Regions from separate parts of the Homo sapiens genome. Here region 2 is linked to region 1. Evidence: read pairs that join two places in POLR2A ChIA-PET (ENCODE). Cell type or tissue: MCF 10A. All regions are shown on one strand. Links, peaks and the distances in the headings refer to the core of each region. The heading gives the core; the rest is flanking DNA. Region 1 holds the start of LOC124904496 (a long non-coding RNA gene). Region 2 holds the start of LOC105372879 (a long non-coding RNA gene).

Region 1 (10,814 bases), core at 1,898-6,897:
AATGCGAATAGAAAGAGAAAGAAGGAAGTACCCAAAGGGGAACAGAAACTTCACCTCTGCACATCAACAGACATAATATGGTCCAAAGGGACTACAAATGAGAGTAATTAGGACTACAGTATGCCTAATTCTTTTTTTTTTTTTTTTTTGAGATGGAGTCTTGCTTTGTTGCCCAGGCTGGAGTGCAATGACACGATCTTGGCTCACTGCAACCTCCGTCTCCCGAGTTCAAGCAATTCTCCTGGCTCAGCCTCCCGAGTAGCTGGGATTACAGGCAACTGCCACTACACCTGGCTAATTTTTGTATTTTTAGTAGAGACGGGGTTTCACCATGTTGATCAGGCTGTTCTCGAACTCCTGACCTCAGGTGATCCGCCCGCCTTGGTCTCCTAAAGTGCTGGGATTACAGGCGTGAGCCACCACACCTGGCCAGGATGTCTAATGCTAAATCCACAGTTTACAATGGGAAATGTAGGGAAGAGAGGCAAATATCCACCTGTATTCAAGAAGGCTTCCAAGGCTGTTGTCCTTGTATTAAAAGCATTGCCCTCCAACCTAGCTTATATCTGGCATATCAGTTGCTACTTAGATGAGTAACAGCCTGGACAATGATTGGGAAAGGAGGAGAGGAAAGGGGGAACTATCTAGGAACACAATCAAGGTGGGTCAACCAAAAGGATCATCAGGTTCTTACCTGGTGACCTGGTGATGCCTGGATTTTTCTCCCTTGCTTAAGATAAGTAAATGGAAGTGGAAGGGTAGAAAAGGTAGGGGAGAGACATACACATGTATATGTGGAATGGGTAGAGATTTCCTAAGGGTATAATGATCCATAGCTTCACATGAGAACTTAACTTTGAGGCAGTAGAGCATGGTGGAATCAAATCCTGGGTTCTAATCCCACCTCATTATTCACTACTATACTTAACTGCACTTCATTGTACTGTTTGTATAATGAAGGATGGAATAATATTCCCTAGATTAAATACAGGAGTAACATTTTCAATGGTTTCTGGCACATAGTACTTGGCCTCTATAAATGTGAGCAGTTACTATGCAGCAGGTACTTTCATACTAACCATCTCATTCAATCTTCTCAACAATGCTCTAAGTAGTAGTATTTCCGGTATTTTGATCAGTGAAAACGTGGCTCAGAAAGGTTAAATAACAGCCAGTCATCACACAACTAGATGGGGAAGATCTGTTTCCACATGTGTCAAAGCCTATGTTCCTAAATGCTCTTAAAAGTGGTCCAGCTAGCTGACACCTGCCAGGCCGACCTGGGGAAGCCATCCCAGCCTGTGTGCATGGCTCAGGAGAAGGAGACAGTCTGCAACTGCAACTTACTCAGAACTTCCAGAGACTGTCCCTACCACTAAGACAGACAGTTAAAGGCAATGAATAGAGTCATTTGAGCATTAATGGGTTTGGAATCTTAGCATTTGTAAACTTTTGAGGAAGTACCTAAATATTTGAGGTATATGTGAGATAATTTATGTAGCATACGTGTATTGTATATACATATATACACACACACTATATATACACACACTATATATATATACACACTATATATACACTTATATATATATATACACTATATATATATATATATACACACTATATTTTGTTTTGTTTTTGTTCATTCCATGACAGATCGAAGTAGGACCTAATTTTTCCTCCCACATTGCTTATGAAGTGGTGAAAACTACAACATTGTAGAGACAAAAGGGACATGTACAGATCAATCTGTCCCTTTCCTCCAAAGACCACCTCTACACCATCATATAGACAGGTAGGTGTGTGACTTTAAAAACTAGGCTCTTAACCCAGGTGCAGTGGCTCACGCCTGTAATCTCAGCACTTTGGGAGGCTGAGGCAGGTGGACCACTTGAGATCAGGAGTTTGAGGCCAGCATGGCCAACATGGCAAAAAAACTGTCTCTACAAAACATACAAAAATTAGCTGGGCGTGGTGGTGTGTGCCTGTAGTCTCAACTACTAGGGAGGCTGAGGCAGGAGAAATCACTTGAACCCAGGAGACGGAGGTTGCAGTGAGTGGAGATCACACCATTGCACTTCAGCCCTGGCGACAGAGTGAGACTCCATCTCAAAGAAAAAAAAAAGAAAAAGACAAACTAGGCTCTCAGAACTTCTGGTGCACATTTATTGTACCACGAGAGTGTACACTGGGTGCAGTGGCTCATGCCTATTATCTCAGCACTTTGGGAGGCCAAGGCAAGAGGATCACTTGAGACCAGGAGTTCAAGACCAGTCTGGGCAAAAAAGCAAGACCTTGTTTCTACAAAAAAAAAAAAAATAGCTGGGGATGGTGGCAGGAGCCTGTAGTCCCAGCTACTCAGGTGGCTGAGGTGGGAGGATTGCTTGAGCCTAAAAGGTTGAGGCTGCAGGGAATTGTGATGGCTTCATGATTGTCCCACTTAATGGACAACAGGAGCCCTCCTGACCCAGGGAGGTCAACAGGGGCAGGCCCTCTGTGCTATTTGGTTAGCCTTGTATTTGGGAGCTGACAGGGAGGGAATGGGGCAGTGCCAGCACCATGGGTACCCAAGATTCTCCTAGATGAATGCCAGACACTACTTCCATATTGTGTAATACACAGCAGGCATTGTGCATTGATCTTAGTACTTTTGTTTCTTTTTTTGAGACTGAGTCTTGCTCTGTTGCCCAGGCTGGAGTGCAGTGGCATGATCTCAGCTCACTGCAACTTCCGCCTCCCGGGTTCAAGCGATTCTCTATCTTGTGCCTCAGCCTCCCAAGTAACTGGGATTACAGGCGCATGCAACCACACCAGGCTAATTTTTGTATCTTTAGTACAGACAGGGTTTCACCACGTTGGCCAGGCTGGTCTCAAATTCCTGACCTCAAATGATCTGCCTGCCTTGGCCTCCCAAAATGCTGGGATTACAGGCATGAGACACCATGCCCAGCCACACTTTGTTTCTTTAAAAACATTTCTCTCCTTTGTATTCTAAATTCTTATACTTATAAACTGTATTGAAGTTTGCACAACACTTTCACATACATTACCAATAGCTCCCTATTGACCAGAGTCCAAAGCCTGAGAGGAATTTCTAGCCCTTAAATCTGCCTCTAGCCTTACAACTTGACACCCTCCCCTACAAACCCTATCTTCTTGCTGGTGCTAACCACCTGCTGCCTCTAAACAGGCCATGCAGTTTCTTGTCTCTCTCCGTTCCTTTTTTCGTTAAGCCTTTCTCCTATGTGGTTTTCCTCCTCCACCTGGAGAATTCTTGCCCATGCTTAGAGGCCCAGGTCAAATGTCACCATCTAGATGAGGGCTTCCTGCATATATCTCTCCCATTTATGAGCCCCAGGGCACCATGCTTAAACCTTCTCAAGGCTATCCCCATTGGAATGGCTATTACTAAAATAAAAACAAACCCAGAAAATAAGTGTTAGCTAAAATGTGGAGAAATTGGAACTCTCGTGCACTGCCAGTGAGAATGCAAAATGGTGCAGCTGTTGTGGAAATAGTATGGCAGGTCCTCAAAAAATTAAACATAGAATTACCATATGATTTAGCAATTACACTTCTGGGGATACACCAAAAAGAATGGAACAGATATATATATATATACCACTCCAGCCTAGGCGACAGAGCAAGACTCCATCTCAAAAAAAAGGAAATTCTGATACACGCCATAACATGGACTAACCTTGCAAATATTGCGCTAATAAAATAAGCCAGACACAAAAAGACAAATATTATATGATTCCACTTATCTGAGGTACCTAAGTAGTCAAATTCATAGACACAGAAAGTCAAATGTACTTCTAGGCCTGGACAGAAGCTCAGGCCCATCCTCCTCCCTCCAGGACCATCACACTCAACAACACTATCCTCCTTGTGCAAGATTCTAAGTCATTCAGATGCTCAGAAAATCTCAAACCCAAGCAGACACCTGCCCTTGTCAGCCCCTTCTAAGCCTGAAGTCTGACCCAAATGAGGCCTTTTCCACACAACTATCCCACTCTCCCTTCCACCATGAGGACAGGGGCCAGAAATTCTCTATATCTGACATACAAGAGGTTTACAAGATCACAGAATTCTTTTTTTTGAAAACTTTTAATACATTCACATGGTACAAAATGCAAAAGCCCTAAAGGGTAGCTTGTAAAATGTCTCCCTGGCCAACTAAGCCCTCAGCCACCCAAGCCCTCAGCCACCCAGTTCCCCACCCCAGTTTCTTGTGTATCCTAGAAGTATTTAAGCCAGTTCAACATTCCATCTAAGAACTAGCAAGAACTGTGCTTGGCCTAAACATCCAGGAGAACTGATCCTACACTCAGAAGTCACATTGTGAAGATGAAGGCCCTGGACCAGCTTTGACAGCCTGTGGGCCAGTGCCCCTTCAGGGCAGCTTCATTCCTGGGTGCCCAGGATCAAGGCCTCTGCACAGGAGCCTAAGGCTTCGACTGGCATTGGTGAGGGACATGCATGATTCTCCCTCAAGAAGGAAGGCACAGGGAGTGCAGGATGACAGCCAAGGGTGGGAGTCAGACACATGAGTAGGGGAGAGGGTGGGGAAAATCCTAGAAAAGGAGAGGTGATGGAGGAACCTAGTCTGGTTGGGAGATCGGGGCTGATGGTTGCCCACTTGTGTCTGCAGAGCCAATTGGTGCCAAGGCCCCTGTAATTCAGGCCAAGAATGACTAGAAGGGTAGCAAAGAGGGACACATGGGCAGCTTCTCTCCTGGGCCTTCCCCAAGCAGGCCAAGGCTGAGCAAGAGGTGTTTCTTCATGTCTTGGTATAATCACAGCTGCCTCAGCCACAGAGCTCCTGCCTGCGTCACTCCCCAGGAATCTGGTTCTTGTTTACCATGAAGAAGTGTGGTTATTACAGGGCCTAGTGGCCCTCTTCCAGCTTCCCCAGAGATCTTGTGGGAGAGCTGAGGGCCTGGGAAGGGGAGCCTGGCCCAAGAGGGATTGCTGAGTGAGAGGAGCAACAGGCTTCCCTGGGGACCTGCCCCTCCCAGGGCTCCCTCACCAAGACAAGTCCTAGAAGAGCCTGGCAGGATTCCAGGGACCTTCCTTGGCAGAGATACCTGGGGCCTATCTTCCTACAGAGTTGGGAAAGAAAGAGCAAGGAAGCAGAAAAAGCAAATGGAGAGAATGGGTGAGGAACAGGACCAAGGAACAGTGAAAATTGGGTTCAAACTTGTTATGTGTTCTGCTCTGGATTAAGAAATAAGAGAAACCTGGGGAGGATAAATCCTCTGACAAGATTTATATTCTGCTTTGTGTCTATCCCTGGTGACTTGCCCAGCGCCTGTCACAGAATATGGCATTTGTATTTTTGCTGGATGGATGAAATGGAGGATAGTGAATGGCACATAGACAAAGACAAATTTAAAAGTTCACGGTAATAGCTCTCTTTTAGTGAGCACCTATTATGTTCCTACAATGCCTGTGATTCCAGGTGTTGACTCAATCAATGCCCCATAACAACCCTGCAAGATAGGTGTTACTAACATCCTTCCAGGGGCCCAGATGAGGAAACTGAGGCCCATTGAATTTAAGCAACTTAAAGTAAGGTCTGGAGTGGGGATTTGAATGCAGAAAGCCGGGACCTAACTAACACCTGTCTTCTCAGCCACCATGTTCTCCTATGCAGGGAGTAAGACTCATAACTGCTGCAATTTGGGGCATAAAGCTCCATACTAGAGTTGTTCTTCCTCAATCAAGTACCTTGTTATGATCCTCATCCTCCATCCCAGCTCCTGGGTGGACTTCGCTGGACCCCCTATTCTAGGCTCAGAAAAAATTATAGCGAGAATAAGACAGTTATGTTTTTCCCAACCCAAAATTCCAATAATCTATTAATCTAGCTCGAGATCTTGGTATGAAAGCCATAAAAAAGGTGTGGGCCCAGGGACCAGAATGTGAGCCCAATGCCCTGCACAGCTGAAATGCTCTTTCTTTCTCTTTCTTTGCTATCCCCCGCAGATGCCTTTTTCTCTTCTGTTTCCTATGCATTTTTTTTTTCAGAATATTGTCCAAATGAGGAGGCGTTTCTGAAACACCAACTTGGTTCATTTACTCTCCACATAGCTGCCTGCTTTTTTCTCCCTAGGAAGTTGAACTAACAAGGTAGTATGAAAATCAGGTCATTTTCACTGTGTCAGTGTTTCCAGAGGCCATGGTGCTGAAAATGGAAATGTCAAAGTGGGATAATTACATCGGCCCTGAAGCCCTGTTTTCTAACTACCATTTATCCATAATCGATTCCTGAAAAAGACAAAGGACATGAATAATCAACCAAGCAGATGGAGCCTCAAGCAGTGAGGCAGAAGAGAAAACATGGCCCCCTGAAGGGAGAGGGAAGAAAGGCCTTGGGGGCCCAGGGAATATGTCTGCCCTGGAGACAGACCCGGTGATCAAGAAAGGCACACAGCTCAGACCTGGCCTGGGCAGATAAGGCATGTGTAGTGGGAAGTAATTAATCATTGGACTTCTCCTTTAACATCTTCTGACAGCCGTGAGAAGCTCTCTCTAGGAAATGGGGAAGGAAGTAGTAAGGAAGAACTCTGAGGATATCACATGAAGAGGGAAGCTTGGGCATAAAAATAAGGTTGAAAGATCACAAGTTCTAGAAGCTGCTTATTTAAAGACACTCCTTGTAACACACACACACGCACGCACACACACACACACACACACACACACCACCAGAAGTTGTTAAAGCTTGTGGCAGGGCTACAGTTTTCTTTGGCCAGTTTCTCCTTTGCCTTTAGGTCCAGCTGAGGAGACAGGGTCAGCCACATATCACTGGGCATTTTAGTCAGTTTCACTTCCTGTTTCTCATGCTGAAAACATAATCATCATCATAATGATAATAATAATTCTGCAGCCTTGCCTCTGGCTTCTATTTATATAGGGCCTCCCAGAAGTGTGTGCATCAGTGGGAGGGGGAGTAGAGCACATCTACTCCATCAATCAACAGCTGAGGGTGGAGGCAGGCTTGGAGGAAAGGGTGGGGACATAGAAATTAGCAATGGAAATTATTAAACTCATTTTTTCAGGAGGGGGAATCTAAGTGTCTTGGTAACTCCCCAAATGGCTATTCTTACCTTAGAGACATTTGTAAAACCCTTCTCCCAAGGTCCTCTAAAAATAAATCATTCCCAAACACTTTTCAGCCTTCAGTCTGTCCCCAGTCAAGTTAATCTCTGTGATCTGAGGCCCAAAAACATTTAAACTAACTTCCCAAGAGTTACACAGCAGGTCAGGAGAGAAGACAGGTCCAGACTAGGCTTCTTCTGCATCTATCAAGAGCTGTAACGAGGAAGGGAATTTCCAACTTTATGGGGAACTTGCAAAGTTGTCAGGAAAAAGTACAACTGCTTCTGCTAAGGAAAAAAAAATGCGTAGTTCTTGCAGACTTAAAATCCTAGGACAATGAGAGAGAGTTCCCTCTTACTAAGAATGTGCTGGGAATGTCTAAGATTAGAATAGGGGTAGGAGGGGCAGCTTTCAGACTTTGGTCAAGACAACAGCTTCGTGGAGTAGAGGTGTTGAGCCAGTATTTTAATTTTTTATCGCCAGTAAAGGGTTATACTCGAAGGACAAAGGTTGAACACTCCACAGGCTCAAGAGAATGAGATAGGAGTGGAGGGAAGCGGGGGAGGGAGCCATTATCTTGAGGACAATGGTGACACAGTCATCCTTTAGATCCTGGCTTCCCCTGGGGACCTGAGGAGAAGCGGTGGCAGGGAGGAAGCAGGTGGTTCCAGGGTCCTCGCTATATGAACCAAAAAGGCAGGTAAAGAAAAACAAAATGAAACCACCAGAGAGAGCCTCTAATTAATTGAATTAAAATTAAATGAAAAAAAAAAAACCTCCCTCTCAGACACAAACAAAGACACACAGAGCACACAGACACACCCTGAAGCACCAGCTAGCTACACTAAGGATCAAGAGAGGATGTGATCTCACCTATGTATTTATTGTGATAATTATTGTTGTTGGAGTTTTTTCCCCCAAAGGACAATCATAAGCCTGGGGCTGGATGGTGAGCGACAGGTTAGAAATGGGAAAATGAGAAAAGCCCACTGTGACCCTTTGAATAATCAACCTCAGGCTGTCAGGTGTTGAACCAGTACAAGGAGGGAACAGTAATGATATCAAACACTTCCACAGCATTCCCTATGTGCCAGACACTGTTCTAAGCACTTTCCACATATTTTCTCATTCAACACTTGCAGCAACCCTGTGAAATAGACTACTACTATTAGGACATTATCATTCATATGCATTTCCACCCTGGCTGTCTTGGCATCTCCGAGCCTGTAAAAGACGAGTTTCTTTAGTTCCCTACCTCTGTTCAGGGCCAGTTAGCTCCTTTGCCGGACCCAGTGCAAAATAAACATGCATAGCACCTTGTTCAGAAATTATTAAGAATTCCAGGCTGGGCGCGGTGGCTCATGCTTGTAATCCCAGCACTTTGGGAGGCCGAGGAGGGCGGATCACGAGGTCAGGAGATAAAGACCATCCTGGCTAACACGGTGAAACCCCGTCTCTACTAAAAATACAAAAAAAAAAAAAATTAGCCGGGCATGGTGGCGGGCGCCTATAGTCCCAGCTACTTGGGAGGCTGAGGCAGGAGAACGGCCGTGAACCCGGGAGGCGGAGCTTGTTGTGAGCGGAGATCGCGCCGCTGCACTTCAGCGTGGGTGACAGAGCAAGACTCCGTCTTGAAAAAAAGAAAAGAATTCCAAGTGAGTATTAAACCCACACAGCGTCCTTATAAATGCAGGTCCCTGTGCAATGCATGGCTTGCATGCCCATGAAGCTGGCCCTGCATAGAACCTCCCCGAATCATTGCACAGAACAATTGTGCTGTCTTCTGTTATCCTACCCTGGTGCATGCCCAACTCCTAAACAAGGAAAGGGGAGGGAAAAAAACACATTCTACCCCAAATATATTGGCTGTATGTAGATGGCTTTGTTGAAGAAGATATTCCTCAGCTAAATGAAAGTTTGAGAACCATGATCTAGATGTTTTTCTTGTCTTCCTATCCTCCCCCCATACCTAGAAGACAATACAGACGATTTGTTAAAATCTCTCCCACTGTTGTTTCAGGAGGTTTGTCCTTTTATTCACCCCTCTCCTCACATCCCACATCTAATCAGCTGGCAATTCTTGCTGACTCTATCTCAGCAAGGCCTCCTGTATCCTGCCCTCTTTTCCATCTCCCCTGCAACTGCCCTAGATTTCTCTCACCTAGAATATTCCACTAGCTCACTAACTAGATTCCTTGCCTTCAACCCCGTGCTTTTCCAATCCATCCTTTATGATGCTTGTTATACTTGGCCTTTTATTCGTCACTTTTGAGGACTTTTTTTTCTCCCAAGTTGTCAATTTCTCAAGGGCAGATACTCCATTCCCAGTCACCTGTGCCCTCCTCAGTAGCCCCGAGAGGAGCAGTCTGTGCTTGCTGAGTATGCGTGCAATGACTCCCTTGCAAATATCTCGCCTTTTCCATTAGGCTCACATTCTAGACAAAAGCTCAGCCTTTTGAACTCTCAGTCTAGAGAGTTCCTTTGTCTTAAATTCTAGAGAAAAGCATGATATCCAAAGTCTTATCTCATATTACAATAAAAATGTAGCCAATTGCAATAATTAGGAGGGTTTACTTCCCAATGTATCAATAAGGCATGGAAATAATTATGAGAAGCTGTGGAGAGGACAAATGGGTGTCTCTTGCTTGGAAGGCTTAGTTTGACTTGGCTTCAACCAAAAAAGGCAGAAAGGCCTGACTTCCATAATCTTCATTACCCATAGCAAAGTAATTGGTCTGTTTAAACAATCAGGATTGTTTTAAAGAATGATGGCCTTGAGTGCTACTTTAGGGAAGAAACCACAGTCAAAGATGGTTTACCTCAACATTTCAAAAGGTCTTACTGGTACCCTAATCTCATTTAAAAACCAGCCTAAATTACCTTGGATCCAGAATATGAGAACCATCCTATATCAGTTAGGACGCATGCAGCTGAAAAGACAACTGGCAATGGCTTAAATCATAAAGATGCTAATAGTTTCTTAACAAGGCTAAAGGGAGGTGATCTCGGGTTGTTCAGCAGCTCAACAAAGTCCTCAAGCTCCATCAAGGATCCGGGTCTGACCGTCCTCTGCTTTGCCATGCTCAGCAGACAGGACCTCTCCACCATCCAGCTCAGCATATTATTTCATTGTTGCAAGATGGCTGCAACAGCTCTAAGTCTCACATCTTCCCATGGCGTGATTCAACAGAGCAAGAAAAGAGGCAAGGGTGAAATAAAAAATAAAAGTAAAATTTAAAAAAAATTGAAGTCTTGGCTGGGCTCAGCGGCTCACTCCTATAATCTCAGCCCCTTGGGAGGCTGAGGCATGAGGAACGCTTGAGGCCAGGAGTCCAAGACCAACCTGGACAACATACAGAGACCTCGTCTCTATAAAATATAAAAATCAATTAGCTGGGAGTGGTAGTGTGTGCCTCGTCCCAGCTGCTCCGGGGGTGCTGAGGTGGGAGGATTGCTTGAGCCCAGGAGATCAAGGCTACACTGAGCTGAGATCGTACCATTGCACTCCAGCCTGGCCAACAGAGTGAGACCCTGTCTTAAATAAATAAATAAATAAATAAATAAATAAATAAATAAATAAAATTTCCTCCAAAATTATGGTATTTATCAAGGGAAAAATATTTCCCAGAGAACTTCAGTTGGCTTCCCATAATGTCCCATTGGCCAGAAGTGGGTCACATGCCCACTCCTAAACCAATGGCTGCACA
Region 2 (10,814 bases), core at 1,967-6,966, 220 kb before region 1:
GTTCCCGTCCCAGCCGTGGAAGTCATTTCAGAAGTAAAGGTTTGCAGGCAAGCAAGGCTTTGTGGAGATTTGGGCATATATATGGGGGCTGATGGGGGAGGGGTGGAGGAAAAAGAGGGAGGTGGAGAAAGGGAAATTGGTCATGCTTTCCTAGAGAATTACTTCATTGCCTAGTCACCCATCACTTTAAGGACAATACAGCGATGGGGAAAGCAGCCCCTGAGGTGAGATGAGACCTGGGTTTGAGTTCAGGCTCTACCACTGGCTGTGTGGGCAGGGGCAAGTCTCTTAGCTTCTCTGCGCTGCAGTCTCTGCATGTATAAATTTTTAAAAAATTTGTCCCACCTCCCCCCAAGGGCAAGTGTAATAAACAGAGGCAAAAACAACACAGAGGTGCTTGGTAAACTCTGTACACATGTAAATACATTATTACTGTGCAGCATACACCAGTCTCCTTCCTGTCAAAATAATTCAATAATGATGCCCTATTCATGCTGGGACAGTAGTCCACAGCGAAGAAATAACCTGTAAGTACCTCTCCTTTAATCCATCAGGGCCAGGAAGTTGAGGAGTGTTTCCTGACATGCAGCTACCCATGGTCCCTAGGGTTATAATCACTCAACCAAAATGTGCCTCTCCTTAGGTTCTGGAAACCAGGAAGAATAAGGAAATGTACGCATGGACAAGCCCAGAAAGCTGGGAGGCCTGGTGCTCTGGTGGGCTAGTCTTGGCCTGTGTGGCTCTGAACCACTCAGGGGACACAGACAGCGTGATGTGTCAAGACTGCCAGGGCAGTCAAGAGCTCTGACCCTATCTCCAGCTAGCAAGGCACTCAGCTCTAGATTCTACCATGTGCCCAGTGAGGGCATCAAGCAGAGCAGTGTTTCCCAAAGCACAGTCCTCAGACTCTAGGTTTGAGGAATTCTTGTCTTGCAAGATCCTCCATGAAACAGATGAATCCTAATGAGGTCAGTTAGAGAGCCCTGGCATGTGCTAGCCCGTCCTGGAAATGTCTGATGCTTCTTAACTCTGTTTAATCCAGCATTTCCCATAAGTATTTGCCCACATCCCTGAGGAATACATTTTGGGAATCAGGGATTGGCCAACTGTAGGTCACAAGCCAAATCCAGCCTGCCACTGCTAAGCTGAGAATGGCTTAACCTTGCGACCTAAGAGTAGTTTTTACGTTTTTTAATGATTGGGGAAAAAATCAAAAGAAAGACATTATTTTCAGGTTTCCGTATCCATAATAAATAAAGTTTTCATGGGGTCACATATGTTTGTTGACATATTGTTGCTAATTGCTTTCGTGCTACAGAGGCAGAGATGAGTAGTTGTGACTGAGACCATATGGCACACAGAGCCTAAAATAGTTCCTGTCTGGTTCTTTACAGGAAGAGTTTGCCCAACCTGGGTCCAGGCATGGGAAACGGGAGTAGGAATGTGACGTGGGGGACAGGATAACTGCCTCCAGCTCAGTGGAGATGAAAGAAAAGAGGAGAGTGAGTAGAACACACCCTTGGCAGACTCTTCCCAATCTCTCTGGCACCAACACCCCCTCCCTCCATCTCATACTCAGTGTTGTTTATTTTCTTAAGCAAACAAAATACTCCTTTGCAATCCCTGGCCAGCAGTCTGCTTGGCTATAGCTGCCACCAGCCTGAATCCTTTGTTCCTGGAGGGCCCGAGTCTTACCCTCCAGAAGTAGGCACAGCCCCACAGCGCACTCTCTTCCCCCACTCCCCCCTTCCCACCATGTGGATTTAGGGCATTACCAAGAACCCCTAACTAACTACTATGAGATAAAGATGTCAAGAGGCAGTGATGAGACAGAAAAGAAGACCAGGTGAGAGTGCTGGAGTAATAGGTGAGTGGGAGGCAGGAGACAGCTAAAGCAGGAAGCTGAGAGGGAAAATGAGCCCCCAGGGCAGCTGAAATCCTAGACTACTGTCTGCAGATAGGCGGGGAGGGCAGGCAGGTGGGATGAGCTGTTAAAGGGCAGGCTGGAACAGAGGCATGAGGTCATGGATACACCTTGGCTGGCCTCAGGGTACACCTGGGATCGTGAGTAGCTCACTCTGTCTGAGGAAGGAATCATATAACATGGATAGTTCAGGCAAACATGTGCCTGGGCCTCAGCCTCCGATGAGCTTATCATAGCATTATTACTTCAGAAGGAAGGTCAAGGAGAGAACCTAGGAACCTTGGCCCAACATCAGTTGAGAATCTAGTTATGAGTACAAGCTTTGGAGGCAGGCAGACCTGGGTTCAAAAGGTGATCGAGCCACATATGAGCCCTCTGAGGCTCACCTTCCTCACTTGTGAAATAGAGTCCTCATAAGACCATGAGGATGTGATGACCTGCAGCTTTGCTCACCAAGTGTGGCCCATGAGCCAGCAGTGATAGCATTATCTGGGACCTTGTTAGAAATGTACAATCTTGGGCTGGGTACAGTGGCTCACGTCTGTAATCCCAGCACTTTGGGAGGCCAAGGTGGGAGGATTGCTTGAGCCCAGGAGTTTGAGGTCCTCCTAGGCAACATGGCAAGACCCTGTCTGCAAAAATAAATAAAAATTAGTTCGTTGTGATGGCACATGCCTGTGGTCCCAGCTACTCGGGAAGCTGAGGCAGGAGGATCATTTGAGCCTGGGAGGTCAAGGCTGCAGTGAGCCATGATCTTGCCACTGCATTACACCCTGGGTGACAGAGCAAGACCCTGTCTCGAAAAAAATAAATAAAAGTAAAGTAGAATCTCAAGCCCTTCCCCGAAAAAATGACTGAATTAGAATATGTAGTTTAAGAACCTTCCAAGGTGATGCTTATGTTCATTAAATTTTGAGAACCATCAGCATAAAACGCATGAAAGATTTAATTCAGTGTCTTCTCCATGGTAAATGTTTAATAAACAAGAGCTCCAGATGAAGGGAGGAAGGACTGGTTTAGGGGATCTAAATAAGGTGACTTCATACTTCATACTTCATACTTCATACTTCATGCCCATCTGTACTGGGCAATGTCTGGAGATATTTTTGGTTGTCATAACTGGGAGGTGCTATTGGTATCTAGTGGAATGGGCTGGGAATGCTGCTAAACATCCTATGGGCCACAGGACAGCCCCTCATCACAAAGAACTATATGACCTAAGGTCAATAGTGCTGAGGGTAAGAAACCCTGGATTAGAAGGAAGCAGTGGCTATGGGGGAAATAGCTGGAATAGGAGCAGAGGAAGAGAAGAACATGACCTTATTGGGAAAGGAGGCAGTAGGCTGATCAGATGATCAGGGGAATGGGAAAAACAAGGTGACAAGTTGGAAGGCAGTGCCCAAAGGCCAGGTGGAAACAGTGGGGAGACCTGGCTCACTGGCCCACCTCTGGGAAAGCCCCAAGTCTCAGACTTTAAGAGGTTGAAGGAAGTGGGGCTGGCCCTTTTGTCCAGATTCATATATTTTTATCCAAACTCTCCTGGATCAGACCAAGGTCTGAGGCTCTGCTAACCTCTACGAAAGGATGGAACTTGGGGAGTTTTACAAATGTTGGGTGGAAGAAAAGTTTATCTAAAGATAAATCTTCACATACAAGACTGTTTTTTTTTCCTCCAAACTACTCCTTATTAGATTCAGAGGTTTTATTCTAATAATCTTATCCTATCTCTGTCCTGTATATCTCTCTGCAGAGCCTGAATTTCACATTTGAGAAATAAATATACTCACATTCCCCCTACAAAGTCCTCTAAACCTAAAGGGAGAGAAAGAGACTGAGCCACCATGGACCAGAGTTCCTTCTCCACTTCCACTTCTGTGTGAGGCAATAAAGAGCTCACTCTTAAACCTGAATCTCCCCTCTTTGCGATGGATGCAAAGGCCCTGCAAAACAGAAAGTAATTAGCATATTAACTAGAATTTCCTAAGAGCAAAAAGATAAGAGGAAATTATATGATCATTTTTCTTCCAGTGAATTGAGTTTAATTTTCACTCGAGAACAGATTTTTATCTTCCCATTTGGCTGGGAAATGCATGTGGTAATGGATATGGGATAACCAGGGCATTTGTTAGCTCTTTTCCCTGAGTTAACTGCAGTCATTCCAGGAGCCCATATCCCACTGGTTGATCTCCTTAGACTGGCATTCTGTCGTTCTTCCTTCTCCCTGTGTCATTCGTGTAATAAGTGATTTATTTTTATAGGCATTTCAAGGGATGAGAGTAAACACAAACATAAATTATTCTTACATCTGTACAGCCTGCTTAGAGCTATACAAAATATTTCCAAGTGATTTTTTTCATCTGACACTTACTGTGGACTTTTGAAATAAGGAGGGCAGATATTATTATCCCTCCTTTACAGACTAGAAAGCTGAGAGTCAGAAAGGTCAAGTGATTTTCTCTAAGTCACATAAATAAATGACATAACCAGGCCTAGAGTGCAGGTCTTCTGGCTTTTGGTCCAGTGTTCTTTCCCCGGTGCCATGCTTCCAAGCAGTTTCTCAATCTTTAGTACATTCATTCATTCATCGAACAAACATTTCCTAAGCACCTACTGAATGGCAGAATAGAGTGTACAAAAAATAAATTACTATGAAAACATTTATGTCAAATGTCCAGAAAAGGCAAATTTATAGACACAGAATATAGATGAATGGTTGCCCAGGGCTGAGAGTTAAGAATAGGGTGGGTGGGAGGAAAGGAGTGACTACTAAGGAATACAATGTTTCTTTGGAGAGTAACAGAATGTTTTGAAATTAGATACGGTGATGGTTGCACAACTCTGTGTCTATATTTAAAAAAAAAATTGAACTGTGCACTTTAAACAGATAACCTATGGTATGTAAATTATATATTTAAAAAGCTATTTTAAAATAAATTAAGACACAGTCCTTGTGCTTTAATGACTCAGTAGAGTGGAGATACACTTGCAAACAGATAAATGGCAACACTGTGTCATGGGTACCACTATGGTTTGAACATTCCCTCCAAAACTCATGTTGAAACTTAATCCTCAGTGTGGCAGTATTGAGAGGTGGGACCTTTAAAAGGCGAATGGGTCTTGAGGGTTCTGCCCTTACAGATTGACTCATCTATTCATGGATTCACGGGTTATCATGGGAATGGAACTGGTGGCTTTAAAACAAGAAGAAGACAAAGCTGAGCTATCATACTCAGCCCCCTTTCCATATGATGCTCTGTGCCACCTCGGGACTCTGCAGAGTCTCCACCAACAAGAGAGCCCTCACCAGATGTGGCTTCTTGACCTTGGACTTCCCAGCCTCCATAACTATAAGAAATAAATTCCTTTTCTTTATAAATTACCGAATTTCAGGTATTCTGTTATAAGAAACCAAAAGCAAACTAAGACAGGTGCTATTAGCAGAAGGATGGAGCCTGTGGCAACAGCAAGATGAGGCAGAATCTCCCTCAGTGCTGGCACAGTGCTGGAAGATGCGGGAAGGCTTTCCATTGGAAGTGACATTCGATCTGAAATTTGAAGCCTGACTAGGAATTCACCAGCAAAAATAAAGCCGGGAGAGGTGATTGATGGAGACCCTGGTAGCCTCCACATTCGGCATCCACATAGTTACTGGACAGGACCAAAGAGCAGGTGGTTCTGGAAGCCGCTAGAAGAAAGAGGACCACTGATTGTTCTTTCGTGTAATAATTCATGCAAATCAATGGGAACAAGCTATGTAAATACAACTTCAGGGCTCCCAAGGGGACCTAGGGTGCTACTGATCCCACAGGGCTGCAGACAGGAATGGGGGGGAGAGAAGAAGGGCCAGGGTCTCACTTTCTAAGCCAAGCCTCCTGTACAATTGCAGGAAAAAGAACCACAAGAGAAAGCCAGTTCTGAACTGCAACTGCCTCCCAAGAGTCAGGATCCTGGACCTCCCACGACCTGTAGAACATCAACTTTGAGTCACAAGGACATGAGTATTCAAATAAATACATGGCATGGTACATGTTGGGGAAATAGTAGCTACAGAGTCTTCTGAGTAGATCCAGGTAAAGGACTGTGGTTTATTTCCCCTGTGTCACCCTGCCCCCTGTCTCATATATCCAGGGTTGCTTTTTTTTCTGAAGGAGATTTTTTTAAAAAGGAAGAAAGAATGGAAGAAAGGAAAAAGGCTTCCGTGTGAATGAAATAACATCCCATTCTCAGGCATTAATCAGAATCAATACAGTAGACTCCCCTTATCCATGGCAGACACGTTCCAAGACCATTGATCAGTGGATCATGCCCAGTAGATGCCTAAAACTGCAAATAGTACCAAACCCCATGTATCCGATGTCTTTTCTTTTCCTATACATACATATCTGTGATGAAGTTTAAACACAAAGAGATTAACAAGAATAACAAATAGTGAAATAGAACAATTATAACAATATGCCAGCGTCACTACTCTTGTGCTGTGGGGCTGTTACTAAGTGAAATAAGGGTGACTTGAACATGAGCACTGTTGTATTGTGACAGTCGGATGCGCTGGACAAAGGGAGGACTGACGTTCCAGGCAGGACGGAGCGGGATGGCACGAGACTTTATCACGCTGCTCAGAGTAGCACGCGATTTAAACTTATGAATTGTTTATTTCCGGAATTTTCCATGTAATAAATATTTTCAAACCACTGTTGACGTCAGTAACTGAAATCACAGGAAGTGAAACCACAGATAAAGGGAGACTACTGTACTCCTAAAATAGCACCCTCCCTTTCCTCCTATCCAGGTCCACTCTCCACACCTACAAAGAGATTTTCGGATTTCTGGACAGTGTTAATCTCCCCTCTCCTGTGCTCCTAGGAGTGCTGCTAGTCCCCCTTTGATGGCACCCAGGCGATCCTTCCCTGCACCCTGGTTGTGTCTCCTTCACCAGGCTGTGAACTCCCTGGGCACTAGAACTGAGTATTATCCATGTCAGAATTCCCCTCAGAAGCTGGCACAGGACAGGAGCTTAGTAAGCATTTGTTGAAATAGTGAATTTTATTTGACTGGTGTGACATAACCCTCTCCCTTTCTTGGCAGCTTTTAAAACCCTTGGAATCTCACCAATGATAGTGTCTTTTTTATGCTAACGCGTGACTGACAGCTGGGGGTTCCTGGATAGCCTAGGGATGGGAGCTGTTTGCCAGGGAATCAACCATGAGATAAGAGGGTTGGAGCTTTCAGCCCTACTCACTCCACCCCACCCCACCCCATCCCACCTCCAGGAAGAGGAGGGAGAGTGAAGGCTGAGTCAATGATCAATGCCTCATGATTTAATCAGTCATGCCTCTGTAATGAAACCTCCACAAAAACCCTAAAGGAAGAGGTTTGGAGAGCTTCTGGGTTGGTGAACACATGCAGGTACTGGGAGGGGGGTGCCCCAGAGAGTGCAAGGAGGCTCTGTGCCCCTTTCCACATACCTTGCCCAATGCATCTCTTCCATCTAGCTGTTCGTGAGTTGTATCCTTTCATAATAAATGGTAATCTGATAAGTAAATTATTTTCCTGGTTTCTGTGAGCCATTTTAGCGTATGATCAAACCAGAAGACGGTGTCATGGGAACCTCCGATTTATGGCTGTTCGGTCAGAAGCACAGGTGATAACTGGGACTTGTCATTGCTGTCTGAAATGGGAGCAGTCTTGTGAGATTGAACCCTTAACCCGTGGGATCTGATGCTATCCCCTGGTAAATAGTGTCGGACTTTAATTGAGTTGTAGCCATCCATTTGGTGTCCACCGAGAATGAAGAATTGGTTAGTGTGAGAAAAAATCTCACACATTTGGTGGTGGAAAGTACTGGTGTGAGTCTAGTCGTATAATTACTACTATGTAATTAGACTGGTTCACAAATCTAATTATGTACAAGGTCAAATTGTCTCCCAGGCTATTTGCCCAAAGATCTTTGCCAAATATTTCTCATTTTTGCTCAGGCAATGGCCACAGGCTGAGATGTGGCCTGCATCCAATGGCATTATTAAATACTGATCTGCTTTGCACGTGTTCCCAGCGTAAGAGTAAAAACCCAAAAAGTGATGCTATGACCACCTGTCTGGACATAGAAAGCCAGGGAAACAGAATCTGCGATTAGGCCAGCACAGGAGAGAGTTCTGGATCTGTGGATGAGGATATCATAGTCTTATCCTTAGAGCAGCCATATCCTGCTACCTTGAACAAGCCACTTACTTTCTCTGTGCCACGTGCCTCATTCTGTCCAAGAAGGAAAATGATCCCTATCCCGTCTATCTTATAGACTCTCTTCCAGTTTCATTCCCCTTTAAAATCCCTGTCCCTCATCTAGGAGATTCTTCTAAATGCACAAGTCTGATCATATTATTCCTCAGCCACCAAATCATTTTTGGTTTCTGATAAGGAAAGTTCCTCCCTCCTCTCCCCACAACCCATTGCTCTTTTGTTCTACTTTTGCAAACCAGTATGCTGGGTGGGTGGGAGGGGTTTATAGAATGTATATGTTCATGAAATTAATGTTCATTAAATGTTCATGAATCAATTTTTAATTTCAAAACCAGGTAAATGAAATGTATTTAAGGAGGAGGATAATTCAATTGCTTTTTCCTTTTGTGTGATCTTTAATTGGTTATTTCTATGGGTAAAAGTCCATGTAATAGAATGCTATTCCACCACTCAAAATAATTTATATTTACATTCTTAAAAAAACTTTTATAAAATTTTAGATTTAAAAAAATCAGGTTACAGATGACATATGCAGTAGGATCCCACTTTTGTAAAAGATAAAATGGGCAAAAGTGTTGAAAATGAGCTAGAAATATAAATGCTGAGATGTTAACAAGATTATCTTTGAGTGGTGAGATCATGGGAGTTTTCCTTCTCTATAGCTTAACTGTAGTCTCCAAGTTATACAAAATGCAAGGCTTTTAGAAAAGTTGTTGTAAATTTAAATAAATCTTTAGTTTCACTATTGCCCACTGAAAATTGTTGAAATTCCCCTACCTGGCACTGCACATTCTCTGAGACCCAATCCATTCACCTTCCCAGCTTTCTCTCTTCTACACTTCCACACACCATGGTACCAGCAAAACTGAGCGTTTCATCTTCACCTCGTGCCTCTATGCCTCTGTTAGGCTGGATCTGAAATGTTCTTGCCACCAGCCAAACACTAGCCACCCTTTATTGCTTCAACATAGAAACATGGCATATGTTGCTGACTGTCAAAAGCAGATTACATGTATATGTATGTATACATATACATATATGCATATACAAGCATGTGTGTGTACATATGTGTAATACACACACACACCTTTTTAAGAATGCTTATTTTGAAGGAATAAGATTACAGGCTTGGCAGGCTTTTATTTTCATCTTTAAGCTATTTTGTATTTGCAAAACAAAGAATAAAAGAATTCTACAAACACCAATTTAGAAAGAGAGGTTGAGACTTACATTAAAAATTTTTTAGCAGTACTTCAAGGCCAATTCCTTGAAGCCATTCCCAAAAGCTGCAAGGAATTTCTGTCACCTCTAAACAATGTAGCAATTTGAACTTCTTTGGTGGCACTTAGTCTTCTCTCTCTTTCTCTCCTGGGCTAAGATCATGGGACCGCAAAGGAACAGATCTTATGTTCTTCTCTTTTGCTCACACTGCTCAGCACAGTGTAGCAGCTTGTTAAATAAACAAACAAATCGTGAGTAAGATACTTGCTGTCAGAAGTGTTCAGGATGACTTGAAATCTGCATTTGGCAGGTTAATATCACCGCAAGAATAAAGACTTTTAAACCTGAAGGTATTCAAGGCTGGATATCCACTTAAAGGTATGATAGACATTACAGTTGTTCGCTCACATTTATAGTCTTCCACTTCTTGGAACACAGGAAAATTGCACTTCACTGTTCCATTGAAGTTAGACGTGGCCATGTGGCTGTTTAGACCAGTGAAATATAAGTGAAAGAAACACATGTCATGCTTGAAGGAAGCATTTAAGAGCCAGCACACAATCGTCCACACTCTCTCATCCCCTGCCATGTTGAGATGGCAGCATTATTACAGGATGATAGCATTTCCTGCAGCCTGTCCCTGAGTACCCATGATGAGGAGAGTCCCCATGCTAACATCTATTCCATATATAAAATAAGTGAGAAATAACTTTTGTTGTAATATGCTGCTGAGAGACATTAAGGAGTTGTTTGCTTCTACAGCATAACTTAGGCTAACCTGACTAATGCAGAAGGGATGTTAGAAGGGAGAAGGATTCTAAACACTTTAAAAGTGTTTAGAATGAATTTAGACTTTGCTAGGAACAAATGAATTTAGACTGCTATAGATAAAGCTCCAGAAAGCTCAATGAATTTAGACTCTGCTATAGGTAAACTTTGATTCTATATGCTAGTTAGTCAACTCATTATAAGTCACAGAGATTCTCAAATTCCTTCTTTAATGGAAAGCATTGCTTTCTCCTTGAACATGGAGTTAATGATGCATTCAACTGGGTGAGGTCAGGTTATAGCATGATGCTGACCACTTTGGGATTTAGCAATGGGCTGCTCAGTTCACTTAGGGGTCACATAATGAGAAGAAAGCTCTGTAAGGGATGATGGATGGAAGACTGAAAGCTGACCTGCAGAAAAGGGCTTTTCGCTCCTGGTAGGGGTGATGTAGAGCAGCAGTCTGCAACCTTTTTGGCTCCAAGGACCAGTTTCATGGAAGACAATTTTTCCACAAACAGGAGTTGGGGGATTAGGTTTCAGGATGATTCAAGCACATTACATTTATTGTGCACTTTATTTTTATTATTATTACTACATTGTCATATACAGTGAAATAATTATACAACTCACCATAATATAGAATCACTAGAAGTCCTGAGCT

What was found. Peaks named below come from ENCODE experiments on the same cell type or tissue, not always from the same donor. Only the 100,000 strongest peaks of a DNase experiment are listed, where the experiment ranks them.
Region 2: POLR2A ChIA-PET joins it to region 1 with 5 read pairs; 1 of 35 experiments calls an interaction of 5 or more read pairs at or near these places.

What each region holds. Positions count from the first base shown.
Region 1 is chr1:206,669,064-206,679,877 of GRCh38, reverse strand. It overlaps LOC124904496 (a long non-coding RNA gene), which reads right to left and starts at 37. Exons shown (of 3, transcript XR_007066834.1): 1 at 1-37. In MCF 10A, for the core only: no CTCF peak of the experiment used is centred there; a DNase peak (open chromatin) is centred at 5,007.
Region 2 is chr1:206,886,682-206,897,495 of GRCh38, reverse strand. It overlaps LOC105372879 (a long non-coding RNA gene), which reads left to right and starts at 1,378. Exons shown (of 2, transcript XR_007066836.1): 1 at 1,378-1,502. IL24 (interleukin 24) reads right to left here and starts at 53. Exons shown (of 7, transcript NM_006850.3): 1 at 1-53. RefSeq lists an enhancer at 6,193-7,392. In MCF 10A, for the core only: no CTCF peak of the experiment used is centred there; DNase peaks (open chromatin) are centred at 1,995, 4,675, 4,995, 6,595 and 1 weaker place.